Linked DNA regions of Mus musculus: region 2 is linked to region 1. The links are chromatin loops, found by intact Hi-C in ENCODE. Cell type or tissue: left cerebral cortex. All regions are shown on one strand. Links, peaks and the distances in the headings refer to the core of each region. The heading gives the core; the rest is flanking DNA.

Region 1 (10,376 bases), core at 1,085-9,084:
GTCTTTATCAGCTTGCCCATTCCCTGTGGGTAGCAGTTACCCACACATGCTGTTTATCAAGTAAATCCTGTATGTGTTGAGGCTTGAAACATCAGTGATTTATTTTCTGACATTTATGACAGGCTTGCTGAGCACTAAAACCCTTTCCCCGTGTTTTCCTCAGTTTATTGGACCAGATTCCTGAGATGTTTGCTGACTCTAATGAAAACGAGACAGTCTTTGCCCCGGTCATCCAGGCCGGCATGGAGGCCCTGAAGGTGAGCAGTGACCTACTTGATAACGTTTGTAACAGTGAGACTTAAAGAGGAGGTTTCGTCTATGCAGTAGAGCTTTCATCAAAGCCATAGGTTGTTAGGGTTTCTAAACCTTCCCAGTTTTTAGGAGGAAGGGAACCCAAGCCACAAGCACTCTCTGTGTTTAGACCCAGGCACTGTCAGCATCAGAACAGCCGATGTTGTCTGGATTTCAGCTCAGCCCCTCCCTTTGGCTTTTAGATGAACTTTTTATGGTCTGTTTTTAAAGTTGGTTCAGTCAAATCGGAACTGTACGATATGAGGAGGAAAATTCCCATAGTGTCCTCTCCTTGGGGTTTTCGAACTCACAAAGGCAAGGCCTGGGGACAGTTTGTGTCAGGGAAGTGACTGATGCACATGGCCTTATTGACTGGTGTTAAGTAATGGGAGAAGTTGTCCTTTGCCCATTGGGAAGGCTGAGCTCAAACGACATTTTGTCTTCATAGGACCGAAGATGGCAGTGTTGGCCTTGACAGCTCATGCCCGAAGTCAGTTTTAAAACTCTGTTGTTAAAATTAAGTCCACACCAACTTTTAAGATGGAATGAGTGACAGGAACAATCCAAGCAAACAGGGACAGTGGTGGTCTAGGCTGGTGAATGGGTCTCACGTGAATGTTGCATCTAATTGTATAGTAGGACCCTAGAGCCTGATTCTTGTCTCGGTTTCTGATTTCTGAGTGTTCAGGTGTGGCACCAGGGGCACTTGCTGTTTTCCAACTGTCAGACTGGTTGGAGATTTAATGGAAAACTCACAGTATATTCCACATCTCACATGGCTTGCAATTAGAACCCGTCCCACTGCAAGCTTTGGGGATTGTGGTATTCCACATCACACAACCATGCAGACCTATGTGGATTTTCATCCACTTTGAAGATGTGTGTTTTGTTGTCAGTGACAGTCTCTCCTCCAGTGAGGAGAAGGCCATAAGTAAATCTCTCCACACATCTCAATTCATAAAGCACTCTGAGCATCATTCTACTACTTTAAATAAGACTGGAAGCCGCATTTTATGTATGTGCTCATGTCTGAGGTGAATGACAAAAAGCTACTATTTGCCTAAAATATAATGTCCATAACAATAATAATATTGAAGTTGCTTGTGCGTTGCTTACTATAACATAATAACTATAGCATAAAGTGTTCTCTGCTATCCATTCACGAGTCTGGTTCACTGTAGTTCATGTGTCTGTGTATCATGTACATTACTTACATTGTTTTATTCATGTTTATTGTTATGTTAATGTATATTAATATTATATTAATACTGAGGTATATGAGAACTGCCTCAGTGTTATCATTCCTGTGATGAAACACTGTGACCAAAGCAACTTGGGGAGGAGAGGGTTTATTCGGCTTACTCTTCCATATCACTGCTCATCATCAAAGGAAGTCAGGACAGGAACTCAAACAGGGCAGGAACCTGGAGGCCTGAGCTCAGGCAGAGGCCATGGAGGGTGCTGCTGAGTGGCTTGGTCATCATGGCTTGCTCAGTCTGCTTTCTCATAGAACCTAGAACTACCAGACCTGGGATGGCCCCACCTACAATAGACTGGACCCTCTCCCATCAGTCACTTAAGAAAATATCCTACAGCTGGGTCTTATGGAAGATTCTTCTTAAAGTGCCCTCCTTCCAGATAACTCTAGCTTGTATCAAGTTGACATACAACTAGCCAATATAGAAATGCTGACGTTTTAAATGAGAAAACACTTAGTATCTAAACATAGCAGTTCACCTTACTTCATGAATTCAAAGTCAGGTCTTAAGGAGCTGAAAATCAGACTTAAATTAGTATAATTTTCATAAGAAGCCTCTAAAATTCTCACCTGTAGCCGTTACTCCTGGGACAAAAGCTAACACGTTTGAGGATGTGCAAAGGAGAAACTGGTGTTGAAGAGGCTTTCACTCACTCATTCATCCTTCTCAACCAATAAAATAAATCATTAAGTGCTTGTGGTTTCCAGGATGGTTTAGAGGCCCCTGTCCTGCGCCTACGTTTCATGAAGGGTGGCACGGGAGACTTCATTCTGTAATAGAAGACACAGTTCTTCTGGTAGTAAAAGCAGGGAGTGGGGAAGCCAAGGGTAACTTGGGAAAGGTCAGGACTATGGTATGGTCAGCAGGTCAGGATATTGTGTATCACAGAGGGCAGAGATGAGATCCCATCCGTGATGGGCAGGGAGTGGAAACCGAAGAAGCATCAGAATGGAAACCGGCTTTACTGCATCTAAGTGAAGGCATCTCAGAGCTGGGCCCCATCTGATGTACACGTTTCCTCTCATTCAGATAGATAGATACCAAGTAAACATTTTATACGCATATATACATATACAATTATTAATTATTATATACCACAAATATATATTCTATACTTATTATATATGAGGTATATGTAATTCACACATATATAGAATATATATGAATATAATAAACTTCATAAATCAAATAGAACAGATAAAAATTAGCAAAAAAAAAAAAAAAAAACCCACACAGGTAAATTTGTCACAAAGATAAACAGCAACTGTGTGGAAAGTCCTGTATGTATTCTCAATTATCCTTGAAATACTCAACTAAAGGCTTTATGTTTTTCTGTTGTGCTATGTGCATAGCATTTTCTAAGCCCAGCCTTCCCCCCTCCCATGAACCCTATTATTTCCTTCAGTCTCTGACACATGCATAAATCAATTTTCTGGGAGACCAACATTAGTAGTATTAACCAACCAGCTGACTCCTTTACTGTCAGTTGGGCCGGAGGTGTGCTGGAGAGATGCTTGAGTGCTTAAGAACACTTGTTACTCTTGTGAGGACACAGGTTCAGTTCCCAGCACTTCCATGGTGGGTCACAACCACCTGTAACTCCAGGGGATCCTATGCCCTCTTCTGGCCTCCATGGGTGCTGCACGCATATGATGTAAGCAAAACACTCAAACATAGAATAAAAATAAGTAAACTTTTTAAAACGAGTTGGGCAAAAAGTTGTAGATACATGGGTGTCAATGATTATTTCTGGAAACTATCATAGTCTGAGTAAAGGAGTTAAATCCACCTTTAGATAATCCACAATTAATACCAAAATTCAATTTTAAGCTCTATCTCGACACTCCAATCACAGACAATATGGAACACTTAATGAGGGAAAGACAGGGGCCCAACGTGGGAAATGGAACTATCTTGTCTTCAGGAAGTCTTTCATTTACAGAAGCTTGTAGCTTACAAGAGGGTGGGAGACAGTGTCATGAATGGGGAGTGGGGAGACCGTGAAGGAGGCAGCTGGCTGACATTAGCTAATAATACTAATGTTGGTCTCTCAGAAGGAAGACTGCTTATTATATTGGAGGTGAACTTTGCACAGAGTTCTTGAGACCTGCCCCTCATAATCGATTTCTACTGAAATCGGAAGGATTAATGCCATTCATCTCATTTCGGATGAGTCCCTCTTGTAAGCACAATCAAATTTTGGCAGAGACATCAAACTTTGTAGGGGTGTAAAACCCTTTGCCAGATATAAAATACTTTCTAAGTCTGTAGTCAGTGAAAGTGTAGCTTCAAAATGAAACAACTGAATAAGAACTAGTAAATACAGCTACGGTATATGTCTTTACATATGTGTGTGTGTTGTATTTCTGTAAGGTTTTTTTTTTTGCCTGTGTATGTATTGTGGGATATGTATACAAATGTGAGCGTGTGTATGGGTACATATGTGCAGGTGTGCATTTAAGTGTGTGTGTGCATATGTGTGAGTATGTGTGTAGTGTAGTGGTGTGTTTTTGGTGAGTGTGTGTGTGTGTCTACACCGGAAGTTGACCTCAGGAATCCTCCTAGATTGTTCTTTTTTTCCCTTAAGGTCGGGTCTGTCCTGAGCTGGAACCTTGCCAATTCTGGCTGTTCTTCTCTTTCTCCCAGTTGAATACTGGAATTATAGGCCTCCACCGTACCTGCCTCCACCGTACCTGCCTCCACCGTACCTGCCTCCACCGTACCTACAAGTTTTATTTTTTAATGGGGGTTGGGGATCTGGGCTAAGGTCCTCAAATTTGAATAGCAAGTACCTTATCTTTTGAGTCATCTCCATAGCCCCAGGCACTTTATATTTTTACAGTGCTGACTTTTTTTTTAATGGGCCCTGAGTAGGACAATCAAGTATGCCTATTATGATTAACTGAGCCATCAAAGTCTTCCAACTCTTGTTTTCTATGACTATGTCTACTAACTCACGAACGGTATGAATGAAGCACAGAGAAGCTAAGTGGTTTTCCTAAAGCCACTAAGCTAACACAGTGGCTAAGATTCCTAGCTAAGATTCTAACCCTAGCCTGTAGGAACTAGAACCTGTGATCTTAACACCTACGGTACAAATGTAGGAGTTCTGTGATTAGACACCATGAGTACAAGAAACTCAGTGAGTTCTTTAGGAAAATCGGGTGGCTCAGACAAGAAATATCTTACTTTATATTTTTGAGAGCTCCGTGTGAGTGTGAGAAATATTTTTAGTTTGATCCAATTAACACAGGAAGTCTCCGTCTGATGAGATTTTTCTCGTTCGTTTTTACAGTAAAAGACAGACACTGTCTCGAAAGCAGAAACAGAAGGGGAAGGTCATTTACATTTGAGGAAAAAGATGGTGGTGACAGTTTGGGTACAAATGCCAGCTGTTGCTTTCGTGGTGGTTTTAGCGCTGAAGAACATTTTAAACAGACTAAAAAGCAGTAGGCAGTTGGCAATGCTTGCCTGGTGTATACTCACTGCACACAGTCCTGAACGGGTGGAATTTTCCCAGCATCCCCTCTTCCCTCTCTCACCTTAGTTTCTTTCCCTTCTCTGGTATCTGTTCTGCTAGCAGGTCATATGCACATGTGTGTATATAAAACACAGGAGCCAAAGGTGAGAGGAAACGTGTTGTCCTTCTGAGTCTGCCATATTTAACTCAGTATGATAATCTCCACTTTAGTCCATTGCCCTGCAAGTGATTTCATTATTCTGCTTTATGGCAGAGTAAATCCCATTGTGTGTGTATTCCATGTCCTTTGTCACCTACTGATGAACACCTAGACTGATAGGTATCGCTGTGGTGGCCTTAGGGGGACTTTGTCTGTATATCCAGAAGTATTATATCTTTGTTATAAGGCGAGACAGTGTCACAGTTAAGAAAAGAAACTAACCCTTGGCCCTGTTTACTCAAGAGTGAGCCTGATTGGATTTGAAGAATCCTGGCCTCATCAGGTCTCTTTGAACAAAGACCGTTCTCTACATGCTGAACAACACAGCAAATACGGTAACAAAAGGGACAGAGGAACTTAATCGGTCTTTATAGGAGTCTTACAAGAGAGGAACTGACCCAGAATAGCACACAAAGCCACAATCCTATGTTATTGGTCTCTGTTCCCATGTTGTTGTTTTCTATAACTCTATTTGTTGATTTCAGTATCTCTCTGCTTCCAGTGAAAGGCAGTAGGTGAGGTCACCACATCTTACCCACACATATGTTGTCCAAGTCTATGGCATGCATGGGTCACCAAGGAGAAACAGAGCACGTATGTCAGGGAGTTCATCAGATTGGTTGCACTGTTTTCATCAAAGGTCACTTAATTCTGTAAGCAGGTTGACTATGTGGTCATAAGTGACCTTCAAGCTCGTTATTAGCTTGGTTACGGGTTGGGTGAAGTCCGGTTTGTAAAAGCGGTCTCCAGGCAGCGTTACTCAGAACACTCATCCCTGCATGGTGGTTCCGCTTCAGTTCCTGGAGGAGCTCCACACACACTCTTCTCCACACTGACTGGCTGATCTGTATTCCTCCTAACAACGTACTAGAGGTCCCCTTTGTCCTCTTCCCCAACAGTACTTTGTTTCTCTGTTTCCGTTGTTACCTTGCTGACTGGAACGAGGTGCCATTTTTCACATGTTTATGATGCTCTTCGAACAGAATCTTAACCCACAGCGTTGTGTGTGCTTCTGCAGGCAGCAGAGTGCCCGGGGAAGCTCTTCATCTTCCATTCCTCTTTGCCTACTGCCGAAGCACCGGGGAAGCTCAAGAACAGAGACGACAAAAAGCTGGTGAACACAGACAAAGAGAAGGTACGTGGGGACAGCTAGCCTTGGAGGTATTGCTGAAGCTATGCTAGAAGGGGTCTCCCCCTTCATGAGTATTTTCAACGGTAAAACACTGAAGGATTTCATGTTGCTAAAGCAGCTGATATCTGACATACCTATAGATGATCAAATGACATCTTCCATGTGTGATCTATGAGACTGTTAGGGAAATGGAGGTGGGGGTTGTATGAAGTGGAGAGGGAAGACAGGTGCCCTGTGACCTCACTCACCAGAGGACGAGACACTCGTCATGAAGCAAAGGCACCCAGTGCTGAAAGAAGCCTTTGCTCCAACCTGAGACAGGACGGCCGCCATGAACAGCCTCTGACGGAAGATGCTTCTGACTGAATGCACACACCTCTGTCACACAACACCATCCAACCTATAGAGCTGCATGCAGGACAGTAGATTGACAACAGGGGTAGGGACAGCTCCAGTAAGGCTACTGGAGTATCAAATAACCTGAAGGCAAGCAACTGTTTTATTTCATTTGCCCAGTCTACCTATGCAGAGGGAAAAAATTCCATATTTTTCTCATTTAAAATTCCTAATTAAAAAAATTAATAGAAACTTAAATTTTAATAGAAAAAATATTGTATTAAATGGTTTTTAATACATTGTTGGCTTTTCTTTTTATTTTCTTTCATCGTTTTCTTTAGATACTTTTCCAGCCCCAAACAGCTGTCTACGAATCTCTGGCCAAAGACTGTGTGGCCAACAGCTGCTCAGTGACTCTGTTCCTCTTCCCCAGTCAGTTTGTGGATGTGGCTTCCTTGGGTCTGGTTCCTCTGCTCACGGGAGGAACTCTTTACAAATACAACGTTTTCCAGGTAAGCGGCAAGCCGCCTGTCCCTCTCAGTTCCTTTCCGGTTTGAGTCTTGAGTCTGTCTCTGTCTTTCTCCCTGTCTTTCTCTGGTGCTGTCTCTCACCCAGCCCCGTGTGTGTGTGTTTGTGTGGTGGGGCTTGAGTATATGTGTGCACACATGTGTTGCTTCAGATGGGCAAGGCAGGACTTTCAGGAGTCAGTTCTCTCCTGCATCTAGCTGGGGTCGAATCTTGTTGTTTCTATTACTCGGGCACTGGGCACTGACCTAGGCTGGCTTGCCTGGCAAGCTTTCTGGTGGCTTCTGTCTGTGCCTCCTGTCTTACCCTAGGAGTTTGTGGATTACTGCTTTGAGCTACCACACCCAATTGTTGTTGTGTGTCTGTCTCCTGTTTACATGAGTCTCAGGACCAAGCTCAAGTCCATAGGCTTCCACAGAAGTGTTTTTAAGGGCTGAGCCATCTCCCCAACCCAGTTTAAGTTTGATGCTTAGATCATGGGGTAAGAAAGTTGTGTCCTATTGTGGACAACTAGCAAAAGTAAATTCAAGCAATGTAAAACCACATGGGGTTGATTGGCTTCCCACTGATTTTAGGCACACATTGAGCTCACATTAGCCAAGTCGTGTACTTGCTGTAGGGGAAAGTCTACTTTATATTAGAGATACCTAAGATAATATTTGAAAACATAACTGCATGTTTGTTTTCATTTGATGAAATCTCAGGCAGGTTCAGCTGATTATACCCTCTACTCTTCCACATTGGACTAATATGCCTCCCCTGAATTTGGCAAAGGCACACACCCCAGTTTAGGATAGGCACAGTCACAAGCTTTTCCTGTGGACAGTTGTGCCTTGACGTCTTACTAAATTTAGACACAGAGAATGGGCATTGCCTTCTCCTGAGGAGGGGCCCGACCAGGTCACAGGGCAACTGATCATAGAGGGGTGTTTCCCTACCATGACAAATGCTCAGCCTGTTTTTGCTTATGAGTGATAAAGCAACAGCCAGTTGTATATTTGTATTAGAAGTTAACTAAGATTGAAGTAAGACCAAAGATTGAGAATGAAATACATTTTTTCAAAAAGCTTTAAGAACCCTTTGAAGACTTCTAGATAAATATATGTCTACAGATACACTTGAATATAAGGTCATAATGAAAAAATCCAACATTCGTCTGGGCAGAATTCTGAGTATTTGAGGCACAGTGCAAGTGTCTCAGCTCATTCTCCGGTGAGGAATATACACTTGATCAGAAACCTTAAAGTCCTGGCTGGGGTAGCTCTGGAGTCCCACATGGGTGAAGCTATCGTCCCTGAATGAGTTAGGTGCAGAGCGGTCCAGGGCAGTGTTGGCAAGGGCACTGATGTCACCGCTATTGATTTCATCCCCTTATGTTTCAGTAGTGTGCTAGTTCTATATAACTTTGGATATAAGCCCTTTACTTGTTTGTCAATATACCAAAGCATACTATTGATTTCATCGTGCTATTAAAAAAGACGTGCTGTCATAGTCTAATAGGAGAGACCTCTGGCAATAAGGAATATAAGATTTTATAATCAGTGTTAGTGTTATTTTGGATATGAGCTTTTATGTGCTTTGTTGTAGACTGAACCATATCTTAGCATTTGCGTATTAGCTTTAAAAGTAAAAATTGTAATAGCATCTTCCATTAAGTAATATTGCCGGGTGTGAACAACACAGGCAGGCATCTGGTGTGTACCTGAAGTATCTTTTATGAGTACTGTCTGTGATGCCTGTTTCCTTTCCTCTTCTCTTTGTTTGGGGGATTGAGAACAAGAGTCTGTGTGTATCTGTGTGTATCTGTGTGTGTGTGTGCATGTGCGCGCGCGCACCTCTCTGTGCCTGTCAAGCAGAAGTGTTGAGAATCTTATAAAAGTCTATCTGACCAGGTCAGAGGCACATCATTGGCTGCTGCTTGTCAGCAAAGTCATGTTTTAGGTGAATCTCAGCTCAGTAGCACATGATCCAGGACTCCATTAGTATTGCTTAGGTGTGGGCAGTGAGCAGCTTTCGTAAATATGCTTTAAAAGAGGAGTCAAGAAGTCCAAGGGAAGTGTTTTATTCTCTAGACTCTGTATGAACTCTGAGCTTCAGACTATGAATATGGTCAAATAAAAGACACCCCCCTCACCTACACCACCACCTTTACGGCGTCTTTCTGCAGCTTCACTGAATATGTTAAACCACGCATTGTTCCCTGTGTCTAACACTAGACCCTTGAGTGACTCGCTTATGCTATTGCTTCATTTGCAAAATAAATGAATAATCTTCCCATCCAAAGGTTATGAAGTGAATAAATAGGTAAGGGCTTTATTTATTAAAACTTAAGAGTCACACTGCCAAAGATTATGTACTTTCATAAGGTCATATATGTACATAAGATATCCCTGTAAGTATGCTAAATCAAAATATAAAAAGTGATAAAAAAAAATGAGTTAAAAGTAGCATTATTTGGAGTCTTTTACTGCCACCTGGTGGCCACTGATCACACTTTGTCTTGTAGATACATTCAGATAGCCAAAGGTTTCTGACCGACCTCCGGAATGATATTGAGAAGAAAATAGGCTTCGATGCTATCATGAGGGTTCGGACCAGCACAGGTAATCCTCACACACACCATTTCACGTCTTCTGCACAGTTACTGTGTCGTAGAAGAAGAGGCAAATCTTCCTTTGTCCCTCTGCTGTAGGTTTCAGGGCCACTGATTTCTTTGGTGGAATATTCATGAACAACACCACAGATGTGGAAATGGCGGCCATCGACTGCGATAAAGCCGTGACAGTGGAGTTCAAGCACGATGACAAGCTCAGTGAAGATGTCGGGGCCCTGATCCAGGTGACTAAGCCGCCAAGCGTGCACCTCTCTTCCTAACAGAACTCTTTCTCCCAAGCAGGAGTCCTTAGAGTACTCGCGCGTGACTTGCCCGTAGGTCAGTAAATAGGTGCTACTTATGTGGCACAGCGGTCAATGGCCTGGCCACCAAGGTGAAGGGTCAGGCAGCAACAAACTGCCCTCTGTGACGTGGCTGTGTCCAAGGTTCTTGTAGTCAGGTGACCCTCCCCTAGTTAGTTCATTTTAGTTAATTTGCCCTTTTAAAGGTACTACCTCCACGTTCTTCCCTATGCAAGAGCACACCAATTGGCTGTCCAC
Region 2 (10,376 bases), core at 1,320-9,319, 51 kb before region 1:
AGTGGCACTGTCCATAGTGAGCTGGGCCTTTCTACATCAGTCATCAAGAAAATGTACCTCAGGCCAGTCTGATGGGGGAAATTTTCTCAATTGAGTTTCTGTCTTTTAAAAGAACTCTAGCTGGGTCAGGTTGACATTAACTAGCCAGCAATACTGCTCAAGCCTAGTTTGTCAGAAGTATTGATAACTACCTCCCAGAATATTTCTGGCCTTTTTACCAGTTTCCAAATGGATGTCTTAGGAAGCAGCTAAGTTTCACAAAAGGCTAAGCCAGGAAACCATCTGGGTTTCCAGTGTAAATGGAGAGCCTGCCAGTGGCCCAAACCTTCTGCCATGTTACTTCTATCTGCTTCTGAACTCGTTTGGTCAAGTCAAACTCAGAACGCAAATACTTCACTGAAGGTGTAAATTATCTGAACGATGCTTGTTCTATACATTTTTCTTTTATATTCAAGATTTTATAGGAGATATAGATGTTTTAAATTAGTGCATGGATCACATAAGGTTAATGCACTTGGGTTAAAATGTGTGTTGTTAAGAAGTCTCTCAGTGGGGTCGGAGAGATGGCTCAGGGGTTAAGAGCACTTTCTGCTCTTAGAGTGAAGCCAAGTTCGGTTACCCCAACCCACTTGGCTGTTCACAACTGTCTATAATTTTAACTCTTTCTGACCTTCATTCAATGCCAAGCACACATGTACACACATGTGTGTACATCTGCAGGCACTAAGCACATGTTCATACACAAATACTAAATCTTTTTAAAACAGAAATTCCTTACTAAAACTAGAAGTGTTGCTTTTATGCTCTTCTAAAACATTCTATTTGGAAAAAAAGATGGCTCCAAGTAATATTTATATCACTTTCTGTGGGATAATTTTAATTTGTGGTCACCATATATACATGAATATGCAATCCTTAAACATGCCCTTTTGGTTTGTGTATGGAAATTAAACATCTCTGTCATATGCTTTGTAGGCATCAGACCTCTGAGAAACGTGGCTCTGAGCCGTGGTCTTCTCTCTCCCACAGGTGTGGGCGCGACTCCTCAGAGCCAGGGTCCGCCTGGCCCCCAGTCAGCAGGCGCCTTCCAGGGGCCTCCACAACCTGCACAGCCATCTATTCTGCAGCCAGGACATCAGGTTCCGCCGCCACCCCCCACTGCCCTGAACGGCCCTGGTGCCTCTCCTATGTCTCCACCAACTCACAGGCAAGATGGCCTTCCTGGGCCAGCTCCTCTGAACGCCCAGTATCAGCCCCCACCTCCACCAGGCCAGACCCTGGGTCCTGGCTACCCTCCACAGCAAGGTAAGGTGGACAGGGTGAAGCCGGGGGTGGGGGTGGAAATCACCTGGGGGTGTGCTTAGAGGAAGTCAGATTTGTTTCTGTGTCAACTGCAAAGATAGTAGGCTCTGGATAGCATCAGAAGGGCAAGTTAAACGGGAGTGTAAGAACTCCCTCTTAGCTTCCTGCTTTATTTAACAAGACAAACTTGGTGGCAGGCTTGATTCAGCAGTATGATATTGTCAGTGACTCTTACACCTGGGTCTGGACACTGTCATTTATTCTTTTTTTTTTTTTTCCTTTTTCTTTCTTTCTTTCTTTTTTTCAAGCAACCAACTATGGACCGCAGATGGGAGGTGCACAGATGTCTTACCCAGGAGGGTTCCCTGGAGGTCCTGCCCAGATGGCTGGGCCGGCACCACAGCTCCAGAGGAAGCTGGATCCGGACTCCATCCCCAGCCCTGTGAGTGTCCTCTGTGTCCCACACAGATGCTCTGCTCTTCCATTTGTTAGCATTGAGTCCTCCAGGGCCTGTAGAAGGTCTGGGACACTGGCCACGGGAGGAGCCTTCTTTTCTCACCTGTACTTCATCCTCGGGCTCAGAGCATTCTGAGGGCTAAGAGGGAGGGCTCGGCCTTCTGATCAGGGACCCGGTAAGCCACATGGAAAGTGGGGACAGATACAGAGAAGGATGAAGAATTTGGGCTCTTTTTATACTTCTATAAACTTGAAGATTTGTGAGAAAGTATCAAATGTTTATAACAAACTTTATAATACATTGAAAACTCAACTTTAGCAGCTCTTGGTACCTTTTGTTACTATGTTAATAGCTTAGCATTTCTTATGGTTTGAATATGAAAGATATTCAAGGTGCTTTGTTCCCAGTCAGTTGTTTTTTGGAAGGTTCTGAAAACTTTCTGAGGTATGACCTACCTGGAGGAAGTCAGCCTTTGGGGGTATTTTGTTCCTAGCCTGTGGTAGTTTGAAGGAGAATGTTCCCTAGAGGATTATCTGTTTGAATACTTGGTCCCCCACTGATAGCACTGTTTGTGGAGGCGTAGAAGGTGTGGCCTTATTGAAGGAATTGTAGACTGGGAGTGGGCTTAGCCAGCTGAAGTCCTTTTCCTACTGCAGTCTACTCTCTCGGCTTTGTGCTTTGTGGTTCAAGAAGTGAGCTTTCAGCTTCCTGTGCCTACCGTGATGCCTGCCACATTCTGCCACGCTATTCTTGCTGTAGACTTGCTTATGGACTCTAACCATCTGGAACCATAAGAGTAAATAAACTCTTAGTTTTATAAATCGCCTTACTCAGGGTGTTTTATCACAGCAACAGAAGAAGTAATACATGGCCCCTTTCTGCCGTGCCCTCTGCTTGCTGTCTGCTGTGAGGTGTACAGACACAAACACAAACACAAAATGCTGCATACATGCCGTGCCGGCTACTCCTCCACCAGGAGGCTCTGCCCAAACGCATGGGGCCAAGCAGCCATGGGCTGAGTCCTCTGAGGCAGCCGGATAAGCCTTTCTTCTGTTAAATTGCTGCCGCCAGTGACCGAGTGTGTTTACTAAAACACAGTTAGTGGATGGTTAGGGCTAGGACCTTGTTTCCCTGGGCTGATTTTAAGTGCCTGCGTGATTTCAGGTCACCTCCCCTCCCCAACTCTTGTCCTCACCAGGTCTGTTCCTGTTACAATCTCAGCTACCTTCAGTATCCTTGCAGATGAACTTCCCAGTTCCCTGGTCTCCCAGGTTTCTACCTTCCCCTACCCTTTCCCAGATCTGATCACAGGTCATGTGACCACCAAATACCCCTGAGAGCATTGCATTTCCATCTCCTGCCTCCCACCTTTGTACCTCATTGCCTTTGAAAGCCAAAGCAACTGCTCTCTCCACCAGGTCTTTCACACCTAACACTTTTCTTTGACTTCATCTCTTAACCATGTGTTTGTGTTTGCAGGTGAATTTGCATGTACCTTCGTGTTTGTGTCTTTGTATTTGTGTGCTGTATGTGAGCATTCGGGGTGTGTTTGTGAATGGAAATGTCTCTGTGTGTGCATGTGTATGTGTTTGTATTTGTTGTATACAGGTGTTTGTGTGTGCATGAATATGTCTATGTGTGTTTGATTATACTTTGTGTGGGTTTGTGTGTGTAGGGGGTTGTATGTATGAGTGTATGTGTGTGGTATATATATATATATATGTATATATATATATATATATATACACATATATATATACATACATACATACATATACATACATATACATATATATGTGTATGTGTTTGTTTGTGTATATGTTCATATGTGTCTGTATGTGGTATGTGTATATGTATGTGCATACATGTCTTTATATGTATTTACGTGTGGGTATATATATATGTATATGTGTTTGTGTATGTGTGTGCTATGTGCATATATGTGTATGTATATGTGTGTGCATGTGTATATATGTATGTGTGAGGTTCTTGTTATTGCCTGATACCTCTCCTCACTTAGTGGTAGGGTGCTTAGTCTTTGGAATGACCTTTTCTTTGTGGACATTTAGTCTCTATTTGTCATGGATATTTAGTCAATTCATCCCCAAGAGCAGGCAGCTGACATCAACTGAGAGCATTTTCAGAATTCTCATTCTTGAGCTGCACTCAGACTGTGATGGTGGGCACCCTGATGAGGGGCCATTACTCATGGTGCTCTCATTCTCAGGGCTTCCAGCAAAACTGTGGATCCTCAGAAAGACCTCTCCCCTGAAACCCAGCCCTGTCCTGTCTGCCAGCTCCTTACCTGCAAAACTGCAGACTCATCATGGACTCTTATACCTTCCTTTCGTCCTCTGATTAATTCTGTCTCTGTTCATCAGCTCTCCCCGGTGCACGCCTCCACCATCCGGCTGCCTGAGACTCTGAGAACCTCCTAACTAGCCGGGAAGTCGCTGTGCCCGGCTCTCCATCCAACTTAAGTCAGAGCAGATCCAAAGCTCACCAGCACTCCTTCATAGCTCACAGTCAACATTCTTACCATTCCTCACACAATGCTTCATTGTTGGCCACTCCTGACTCCAGCTCCCCTCACTACAAGTGCACACAAATACTAATGCCTCCGATGTGGCCTCTCCTTGCCCTGTGCCTCTGTTTTAGTCGGGCTAGCTCTTCAAACATGCCTCGTTTGGGCCTCAGCTGGACTCGTGACTTTTCTATTACCTGTATACATTCTCCTGTCCTAGGCATATGCAAAGCCCAACTCATGTGGTCCTTTTTTCCCTGTCTTTACTACCCACTCAGTATCCCTGGAGTGATACTGGGGCTGGAGTATCGTGCCCCTTCATGTCCTGGCAGAGGGCACGTTATTTGTACCTTTATTTATCTGCCACCTTTCTTCTAGACTTGAACCTCTAGTTTGTCCCCTGCTGTCTTTACTACTAAACAGGACCTGCTGTTGATGCTCAGCGAATGGGGGCGAATATTAATAAGAAGCAGGTGCCCTGGTTCATCACGAACCTCGCAAGTGCTTATGTGCAAACCAGCTCCATGTATTTTATCTTGAAGAGATAACATGATGCCAGATGGAGCCTGCTTATTTTCCTAGGATGAAAACAACACATTTTGTTAATGAAATAAACTCTTTTTTTTGTGGAAAGAAAGATGTCATTCTGCAATCCCGAGTGAGGCACCTAGGACAGTAGACCTTTGACTGGTGGTCTTTGCCACATTATGGCGTGCCGGAAGCTGCACTACTGAAGGTCTCTCTCACCCTCTTCTGCCTTGCAGGAGCATTATTCAGAGGTTGTGTCCTTCCCTTTCCTTTCACCATGCACGATTCAAACAGGTCTACCTGGAGCAGCACCGCTAACTGGCCAGCATCTTAAGTTGCTTCTCCTGATACGTTTCTCCCAAGAGCAGCGCTTCCTTTGTGTTCTCTCCTGATTATGTTTTATGGTTCCACAACACTCACGGGAATGATGCCCGTGGCACGTCTGAGGGGGAGAGAGAGAGATCTGTGTCTTCCGAGGGCGCTCTGACATCATTGCATGTCACTGTGGTACCTCTGAGCCCACACACGCAGGTCACAGCCCAGTCACTGTTGGAGTTTTTGCTTATTGTCCCATTTCGGATGCTGTTTTTCAAGAGTGTGCATTTGGGGTAAACCAAAAGCTATTTTTAACGGTGGCTAGAACTATTTGATATGTCTTATAGTTTCCTGTGTCTTATTTTGAGGAGATGTGGGTTTAATTAATAATGACTATTTATAACATTGTTTCTTTGGGGACAGGGCTTTGCCAGTCATAAACGGATAGTTTGAAATAAGGTTTGTGGGACTATGGTCTACTGATTAGTGACTGTGTAGGTTCAGTGTTCCGGGCACACGACTGTGTCATGACAGTGGCCACCTTAGACTTTGTTGGTTGGGATGATTATGCCAAATGCTAACATTTAGTAATATACACGTTACTCTTCCTTTGAGTAGCCCAATTAGCCTGTGGTTAAATACAGAACTTGATTACAGTGATTTGATGTATCTGCACACTTCCTTTTTGTGGGAGCATCTTGTCTGTGTCTTGCTGTGGTAGTGATGTCTGGAACACATCCTATATCTTTGTGTTTGTCACTACTCAAACTCTGAGGATGCCAGACGGCAGACAGATACAGGTTTAAATTCAGGCTTGGTCGGTTGCCAGTGTTCTTGGAACCCACGCCGCCGCCTGCACCATCTGTGCTGGTTGAGACTGGAGCAGGGGAGGAACACTTCGGCGTTGGTTCAAAGTTGGCGTTTGTATCAACGATGGGGAACTGTGTGTATCTTTTTGTTTTTTATTCCAGCCTAGATGCTCTCTGTGGCTGCCTTCTTAGGCTCACCTTTGGGTTTATCTCTGTTGTTGCTTTCTCCGCCCCCCCCCACCTCTTTTCTCTAGGGGGTGAGGGATGGAGGACGACAGTCCCCGGGGTTACTTCTTGGTACCCTACATTCATTCTGTTTAATTTTGCTTGTACTTTTTTTTTTTAAACCCTGGACAGTTATTACAAAAAGAAACAAAAATTAAAAAGAAATCTGTTCTGGTCTTCATCAGCAGCTGTTATTAGTAGAGAAGTAAATATGTTTTTATGTTGGATGGCAATAGACACTCCACAATACCTTAGATTCCCTGCATGGGTGGGGCGGGGAACTTAAAAGGCAAGCTGAGGAATTCTTGTTCCTAGTAGAATTCTTAGTGGAAGGTAGGCAGCTTTAGCTCAGATACTATATATAATTTCTTCTCTGTTTAATGCTTTTTAGAATTTTTCTTTTGATTGCAAAAAGTATTTTCTTAAAAAAAATGTTTCCAATTTCTTTTCTTTCTAAAGTATTTTCCAAATGCTCATCCATGGTTATAATAAATAAGATAAAACATTATGAAATGAGGATCTCTGAAAGGCCAGGGTCTGAGCTAAGAGTATTACAAAATAGAATTTGGAAATTTGATAAATGTTGGTCTCAAATTGTAAAAGTAAATGGAGATAAGACTGAAGACATGCTAGATTGATTTCTCTGAGGAAAAATAAAAGGATTTGTAAAGGACCCTTCTCTTTTCTCCTTTCTCTCTTTCTCTCCATCCCCCCTTCCTCTTTCTTTTTTCTTCTTTCTCTGAAGAGGGAGGAGGAAGAGGGAATAGGAACAAGCCACTGTACCCTTCAACTGCATTCGGGAAGAGTTGTTACTGAGTTTAATTCCCTCTTAACATCTTGTTTGTCAGATTCAAGTGATCGAGAATGACAGGGCCACCAGAGGTGGACAAGTCTATACGACCAATACCAGGGGCCAGGTACCTCCACTGGTCACCACCGAGTGTGTGATTCAAGACCAAGGTATTTATTTTCATTCACTTCTTTTGGGGGGAAGGGGGAGAATGTTTAAAATGTCTTACTGTTTTAAAAAAACGGATACCCTGACTCCAGTCATCAATACTATTGTAGAGAGAAGAGATCAGTTTCCTATTAGCCTCCCAAGAACCCCAAAGGTGCTGTCAATAGAGTTATGCTCTCTGCTATAGTAACCCAGAGAACTTCATGTGCTGAACAATGCAATGTAGCTGTTTTTACTTTAATTCAAATTGTGATTTATAGTTTAAGGTAATCAGTCCCTTACTAGGGCTGACTTTGTGTAGCACGCTGGGCATCATGAGTGGAACTGAGGGGCTAAACTCTGCCAGCCAGCTCACCACTGTAGCATGAGGACATTGTTTTCAACAATTCGCCTAACATTTTGGTTCTTGGTGGTTTCACAACTAGTGTCCTGGCCTCTCAGTCCTTTTAAAATGTTTTTGTTTTACCCTTTCTTCCTTCCTTTGTGTGTGTATATGTGTGTGTGTATATGTGTGTGTGTGTATGTGCATGTGTATACATGTATGTGTGTATATGCATGTGTATACATGTATGTGTGTATATGCATGTGTGTTCATGTATTTTTGCATATGTGTGTGCATGTATGTATATATGCATGTGTGTATGCATACATGTGTGTATATATGAATGTATGTGTGTGCATACATGCGTATACATGTACATGTGTTTGTATGTGTATGTGTGTATGCCATAGAGCACATGTGTGGTTGTAGGAGTGTCTACTGTCCTGTGCGTCCTGGGCTCTTAACTGAGGTTGTCAAGCTTGAAGGCAGATGCCTTCAACCTGCCCTCAGCCCCACTAACTCCCCTCAGCCCCACTCCCTCCCCTCAGCCCCACTCACTCCCCTCAGCCCTACTCACTCTTTAGGACACTTTCTCAGCTTCCTCTGGGCGCTTTATGTTAGAGGGCTCTGGGCTTAGGTAGTCCTTGTTTATCTTTGTTTGGCCACAGTCATTGCTGTAGGGACTTAGCCTACTTCCATATACCATCTTTGCTCAGAGCTCCTAAAGGGACATAGCCAGTCTGGATTCAATTCCCATCTAACCATCTACTCAGACTTGATGTATGACAGACTGCCTAATACATTTTCCAAACTAGACATCTTCTAACCCAATTACGATCTCCTCCCACACAGCCCTAAACACTGGTTCCTTTCCTTTGCAGCCTTTCAGTTTTCAGGGATAGGGGTTTCACATTCTTCTCGCTCCTCAGACTCACATCTGCATAGCACATGCATCATTCCTGCGAACAGCTAGGTTATTACATCAACATGTGCCCAGATTCTATCCCTTGTGCTCTATCTCCAAGGGGCTTGTCAGAGACACTACTGTTTCTCTCTGGGCCCCTGCAGCAGCCTCCTCCAGGGCTTCCCTGACTCTGGTTCCCCACACCAGAGCCAGGGACCAAGCCAGGTCATGATACTCCTCTTCCCAGCCCCAGCAGTGATGCCCCATTTTATTTGTAAGACCTCAAGGACTTAGTGAGCTTCAAGAGTCTACATGATCTGACCCTGTTCCTCCTCTGAACCCTGCCTTAGCACCCCTATGTAAACAGTCCCTGCTCCTTCGCTGCTAGGCTTCCTGTGTAGGTTTGCCTGAGTGAGCTCCTTGTCTCCTGTGTGCCTGATCAAATGTTACCTTAATATTGAAGTTGACCCTGCAAATATTTAAAATTTCCACCTGCCTCCTACTCTTGGGTACTCCTTAATCAAAGAGGCTATTTTTCATAGTGTCTATCATGTTCCAGTGACCCAAATAATAAAGTTGTGCTTTTTGTTTCTCTTATCCATGACCCCTTCCTAAACATAAACTCTGTAGTCTACAGAAAAACCTGGGGCAGTGCCAAAAATGAAGTAGATAATCAATAAACATTGATTATATTCTCAGGTGCTAATAGGTTATATATAAGTCTAAATGTTTTAGATCAGTACTTTGGCTGGTAGTTAAGGCCTTCGATATCAGTTCCCCAGGAGGATGAGGCAAAAAGATGTCAAGTTCAAGGCTTGTCTGACCTACAGTAAATTCAAGGCCAGCCTGGGCAATTTAGTAACACAGCCTCAAAACACAACGGAGAAGGCTAGGGATGTCTATAACTCAGTAGCAGAGTGCTTACCTAGCATGTCAGGCCCTAAATGCTTGTCAGGCTCCAGGTGCTAACTCTAGTACCAGTAAAAAAAATTTAAACAGTGCCTACATAGTGGATTGTCAATAAACATTTTTTTATTAATCCTTTGGGCAGTTCATGTATGCATACTATTTCGATCATATATTCATCAACTTCTCAGATCCAGCCACACCTTTGCATCTTTCCCAAATTCCTGTCCCCCTTCCCCAAATGACCTAACATGATTTGTGCTGCCATTATGCACATAGAGCATTCACTGGAGTGTGGTAGACCTGCCAGAGCCACCACCTTAAAGAAAACTGACTCTCCTTCACCCACAAGCCATCAACTGTCAATAGCCCCTCAGTTAAGGGCAGGGTCTTTGTTCCCCATGCTTGAACATTGAGATGATCGCTCATGTGTGGGTCACGTACAGGCAGCCACCACTGCTGTGAGTCCATGAGTGCAGTGGTCTGTCATGGCCAGAAAATCACTGTGACACTTAGATCCTCACAACCCAATTGCGACGCGTACAATTTTTCTTCCCCCTCTTCTGCAGTGTCTCCTGAGCCTTGGGTTGGGGGCACAGGTGTGAACAGTTGTCCTATCTGTGGCTGAGCAATCCAGTCACTTATTCTCTGCATTTGCACAGTGGTGAGTCTCTGTGTTGGCTGCCATCTGTTGCACCAAGAAACTTCTCTGATGAGGTCTAAGAGCTGCACTAATGTATGAATATAGAGATCTAAATTTAGAGGGCATTTGGCAAAATGATAGTCATAGACTTAACCCAGGGCCTATGAGATCCCTAAACATGGGTTTTTGACCATAGTCACAGTGCCAGGCATGCATTTCCTCCTGTGAATTAGGCCTTGAGTCCAAGAAGAAAGCAGTTGTCTGCCCCTATAACATTCATGCCACTATTGCAACAATGAGTCTATTGTGCCTTGCCATTTGTTACAGTAGCTCAGTGGATCCACAGTCAGGTAAGACTGTTGATAACATCCCCCACCCCTCCACCAAGCACCCTAAAGAGTACCTTCTGGTTCTGTGAAGCTGGCCAATAGGGAGGGAGCTTCCCACTCAGTACCATCTTGATTTCTCCATATTTGTAAGCAA

Evidence for each region. Hi-C counts contacts between places; a loop is a spot of excess contacts. Peaks named below come from ENCODE experiments on the same cell type or tissue, not always from the same donor. Only the 100,000 strongest peaks of a DNase experiment are listed, where the experiment ranks them.
Region 2: a loop joins it to region 1, with 7 times the contacts of the local background. A loop is called at or near these places in 2 of 42 quality-filtered maps.

Annotation. Positions count from the first base shown.
Region 1 is chr3:123,343,661-123,354,036 of GRCm38, forward strand. Sec24d (Sec24 related gene family, member D (S. cerevisiae)) reads left to right here. Exons shown (of 23, transcript NM_027135.2): 13 at 164-257; 14 at 6,249-6,365; 15 at 7,040-7,210; 16 at 9,730-9,826; 17 at 9,916-10,061. Among named protein-coding and RNA genes, the nearest start is that of Mettl14, 37 kb to the right of the region's middle. In left cerebral cortex, for the core only: a CTCF peak has its summit at 3,150 (motif pointing left); a DNase peak (open chromatin) is centred at 4,939.
Region 2 is chr3:123,292,549-123,302,924 of GRCm38, forward strand. It overlaps Sec24d (Sec24 related gene family, member D (S. cerevisiae)), which reads left to right. Exons shown (of 23, transcript NM_027135.2): 5 at 1,030-1,305; 6 at 1,611-1,744; 7 at 7,009-7,120. Among named protein-coding and RNA genes, the nearest start is that of Sec24d, 30 kb to the left of the region's middle. In left cerebral cortex, for the core only: no CTCF peak of the experiment used is centred there; a DNase peak (open chromatin) is centred at 5,950.